Regions from separate parts of the Mus musculus genome. Here region 2 is linked to region 1. Evidence: chromatin loops called from intact Hi-C (ENCODE). Cell type or tissue: gastrocnemius. All regions are shown on one strand.

The links. Peaks named below come from ENCODE experiments on the same cell type or tissue, not always from the same donor. Only the 100,000 strongest peaks of a DNase experiment are listed, where the experiment ranks them.
Region 2: it touches region 1 in a loop (12-fold over the local background); 16 of 42 quality-filtered maps call a loop at or near these places.

Annotation. Positions count from the first base shown.
Region 1 is chr4:112,953,923-112,956,422 of GRCm38, forward strand. All of the region lies in intron 25 of Skint6 (selection and upkeep of intraepithelial T cells 6), which reads right to left. It also overlaps the pseudogene Gm12816. Among named protein-coding and RNA genes, the nearest start is that of Skint10, 180 kb to the left of the region's middle. In gastrocnemius, no CTCF peak of the experiment used is centred here; a DNase peak (open chromatin) is centred at 1,357.
Region 2 is chr4:113,671,183-113,673,682 of GRCm38, forward strand. The region is part of intron 32 of Skint5 (selection and upkeep of intraepithelial T cells 5); the gene reads right to left. Among named protein-coding and RNA genes, the nearest start is that of Skint5, 330 kb to the right of the region's middle. In gastrocnemius, no CTCF peak of the experiment used is centred here; no DNase peak of the experiment used is centred here.

The DNA.
Region 1 (2,500 bases):
TGTTTTATTATCTACAGTGAAGGATAGCAACTGCTTTCAGTGGTGTATTCAGATGTTGAGTGTAATGACTTAGTTGCAGTTATTTCAGGAGTTAGTGAGTCATGCATTTGAAGTGCATCTCCATACTTACTGAAACAGTCAACATTGACCAATGAGGTACTCCACATGATACCATGTGAAGAAAGATTTCCATACTCAGAACATCCTTCTGAAATGATGCTCTATAGTGAGATAACTCACCTTCCTTGCCTGATATATAATTCATGACAGAGATGTTGCAACTGACAGTACTGAAAAGATGCTCTTCATTTCATATCACATAGGAAAATGTAATGATACTGAATTTGGTCTGCACAGATGTCTAATTTTCAGATTGACAAACATTATATTGCCTTTTGTTCAAAGTAGGTAATGATAACCCCATGAATATTTCTCTACTGCATGGGCACTGATGACACAGTGTTAATCTTAGAGTACACTCATGAACATGAATGGGAATCAGTATTTTTAACATGATTTCAACTTGGTAAATATACAGGCAACACCAACTTATAAAAACAGCATTATCAGAAACTCCACCAGAAAAGTGGAGAATATATGGAGAAATAATGGGTTCAGAAATATTCGTTTCCAACTGCTTAGATGATGGTCATAGTGCATCCATTCAAAGATATCTAGAGTAAATAGATATGGGATCTTGTCAGATAGAACTATTGGAAGAAAATACATGAGTTTTAGGTTTTTTATATTTTGGCATATACAGCAATACATCTCTTTAAGATACTTTCAGAGATATATCACATGAATTTGTAATCTATGCCCCTCTCCACAACATCATTTTTGTCCCTGTCATTTGATTCCAGTTACCTCCCAGAGAATCTTGTTTTTGCAGTAATATCACACATTTATATCTATTTACTCATATCTATTCAAACTTTCAAATCCACAAAGTGAAACTTCACATCATCTGTAATTCTTTGTTATTTCAGATAAAATATGATTTTTGTTGCATTCATCTTTAAATCTAAAAATGATAATTGTATTATTTCTCGCTGAAATAAATACCACCATGTGTGCATAGCATATTTTTTTTTTGTTAGTAGAAATATTTTATTGGTGAGACCCCACCATCTGCACAAAGTGGTCCTGGAATCAAGCTCCTTCCTCCTTGGCAATGCGATCTTTCTTGAGTGATCCCATAAATGCTTTCTTCTCCTCCATGGTCTGGAAGCGACCATGGCCAAATTTGGAGGTGGTGTCAATGAACTTCAGGTCAATCTTCTCCAGGGCCCGACGTTTGGTCTGGACCAGCAAGGACTTACAAAGAGTAAGTACTCGCTTCTTGGCCCCCACCACACAGCCTTTGAGCATGATGAAGTCATTGGTCACCTCACCATAATGGACAAAGCCACCCAGTGGGTTGATGCTCTTGTCAGACAAGTCATAGTCAGTAGATGCATTGTTCTTGATCAGTTTGCCATCCTTGATTAGGTGGCCTTGACAAATCTTGTAAATCTTCTTATTAATCTCTGTTCGGTAATGGTAGCCTTTCTGCCCAGCTCGAGCCACAGAGAAGGCGACACGGGCAGGGTGCCAGGCTCCAATACAGGCAACTTTGCGCAAACCTCGATGGGTCTTTCGGGGCAGTTTCTTTGTATGCCAACGACTGGTTACCCCTTTGTACCCTTTGCCTTTTGTCACGCCAATGACATCAATCATCTCATCCTGCCCAAACACCTGGTTCACAGGAACCTGCTGCTCCAGCCTCTCTCGGGCCCAGTCGAGCTTCTCAGCCACAGTGCCTCCATTCACCGGGATCTCCATAAAGTGTGCCTTCTTCTGGCACAGAGGAAGCAGATGCATCTGAGTGTGGGCAATGATGCGGATGACCTGGCAGTACTTCTTCATGCTGTTGAAGTCCTTCTCCAGCTGCTTCTTGCCTGTGTCATCCTGCCATTTCTTACAGTACTTGGTGAAAGCCTTCTTCTTAGACTTGTGCCAGTTCTTATAGAAGCGCCTTTTACACTCATTGCTGATGTGCTCAGCAAATACAGTCTTGAAGGTCCGGAGGCCTCGTGGGTTCTCAACATATCCCACAATGCCCACGACCACCATTGGGGGGTTTTCCACAATGGTCACAGCCTCCACGACTTCTTTCTTGTTCACCTCAGATCCTGGCCTGTCAACTTCCCGGACGATGTGGGTCATGCCAGCCTTGTAACCCAGAAAGGCTGTGAGGTGAACAGGCTTGGAAGCATCATCCTTAGGAAAGCTCTTCACTTTCCCAGGATGCCTGCTGCTGCGCTTGCGAGGCAGGAAGCCCAAGGACCCATGCCTGGGAGCTGAGAATTTCCCGTGAGACATCTGGCCGCCACCGCATAGCATATTTTCATGTTAACTTTTCTACTTACATCACATACATCAAATTTTCTCTAATGCATGGTCACTTGTACTTGATACATATCAATCTTTTATATCCACCATAGAGGAGTCGTTTGTG
Region 2 (2,500 bases), 720 kb after region 1:
ACAAGATGAATACTTATCAAGTTCATGAGACAGAATACGTACTGCATGTAAAGATGTCAAGGTTTGCAAGAATTATTTAATATAAAACTCAGTGCTGATTAAAGTGCATGAGAGATGGCACGGATATCCATTTACATTCTAAATATAATCTGTAACATCTCCAGCTTCCAACTTTCTTGGTGCTGTTATTTCAGGAATTCTGAGGATACTGCTATCTTTGATAGTCCTTGGTCTGTGCATTTCTGTGCTGCTAATTCCTCCACAGGCCAGAGGAAAAGAGTCTATGTTGCCTTCTGGTCCTAATGCACTGCAACTGACATTCCCTGAGCTGCACCACAGCTTCTTTTATTCATCATCTATATCTGGTTATTGATAGATAAAGAATGAAAATCTTCACTTTTGGTGTTCCTATTTGCCTGGAAGAAACATACACCACATAGGCGGTGAGGAAATTATTGAACTTCACCATGAAAAGCTCAATAGTTCCCCGAAGATGCTTTGTCATATATGGTTTTCATGAACTCTTTGATAAGCTTCAAGACCCCCTATATGTGAATTGGTTTATAGTTTTGAATATTTCTATGAAATGATCCTAGCATTCCAGCTGTCACAGTTGTCTTGGTGTGAACATAGCAAGCTCTATTGTCTACCTTGTCCTTTATATATTCCATCTTGACTGCATTAGCTATTTAAGAACTCAACCTAAATAACAATGTAAATCATTCAGATCTGACAAAGTGTTTTCTAACTCTCAAAGATCACATCCCACCCTGGAACCAGCAAAACAAATGAATTTCCAATCCAGAACCAAATTACCTTTATATATATTTTCTGAAAACAATGTATAAACATAATTGTAACCAGGGTACTGATCATCCTTTCTATAAAAAAATTGCTTGGTTTATTGCTATTGCCTTCCAATCCCTGATAATTATGGGAATTATGGCTTGACATAGTTAAGGGTTCCTCATGCCTTTTGTGAGTCAGTACATCCAGACTGGCATCCTTGTATTGTCTCAGGTCTTGCAGAATGCATAGTCATATTTCTGTTTCTCCAGTTCTGTGGTACCTACATTATTCCCATATGGTTTGATTTTCCATAGCCTTGCAAGCCATGTTTTGAGAAACTCACTTTAATTTTAATGTCTTACCACATTTCAACAATGTAGATGTAGGCAATTCCCTAAATATCACAATTTCTTTGCCATTCCAGTCATGAGATTGAAAATCATGCTTATATGAATATTCTCTCATGCTTACCATGTGTTCTTTTTCATTCTCATCAGAATTTTTAACAATCAATTCAATCATTTATTCCCAAAGAGAGTTCCTTAGCAAAGTTCTAACTTGTTCCTTCCTAGTAAATATGTGAAATTGAAAGTTCACATCTTCTTAAACTGTCCCTTTTCCTCAAAGCATTTTTATTTTGAATCTGGGAATAGTGTTGTATATTACAGAATCCCTATATGATTTTTTTTAAAACTTCATCCTTAAGTACTGTGGGAAAACTCTTATGGGAATGCACATAAGCATTTTTTTCATGTTTTATTATCTATAGTGAAGGATTGTGACTGCTTACAGTGGTGCATTCTGATGTTGAGTGTAATGATTTAGTTGCAGTTATTGCAGGAGTTAGATTCATGCATTTGAAGTGCATCTCCATACTTACTGAAACAGTCAACATTCACCAATGAGGCACTCCACATGATGCCAACTGAAGAAAGATTTTCACACTCAGAAAATCCTTCTGAAAGGATGTTCTATAGTGAGATAACTCACCATCCTTGCCTGATTTATAATTCATGACAGATGTTGCAACTGACACTACTGAAAAGAGGCTCTTCATTTCATATCACATAGGAAAATGTAATGATATTGAATTTGGTCTGCAAAGACGTCTTATTTTCAGATTGACAAGCATTACATTGCCTTTTGTTCAAAGTAGGTAATGATAACCCCATGAATATTTCTCAATAAACAAAGTAATCATCATCGTTGTCATCCTCCTCATCCTCCACCTCATCATCATCATCATCACCCCTTTACCAGGGCAACCATGAGAATCCATGTGATTCCATGTAAGTCAAATTCTACTTGACCAGTAAAGTCAAGAGTTTATTTGGTATTGCTCAGATGATTATGGGCAATGAGTTACTGACTTAAGCCTAGATGAATAAATATAAGGTTTATTGCTGAATATTTCTCTACTGCATGGGTACCGATGACACAAAATTAATCTTAGAGTACACTTATGAACTTGAATGGGAATCAGTATTGTTAACATGATTTCAACGTGGTAAATATAAAGGCAACACCAACTTATAAAAACAGCATTATCAGAAATTCCACCACAAAAGTAGAGAATATAGGGAGAAATAATGGGTAAATGCATTCAGAAACATTCATTCTCAACTGCATAGATGATGGCCATAGTGCATCCATTTGAAGATATCTAGAGTAAATAGATATGGGATCTTGTCATAAAGAACTATGGCAAGAA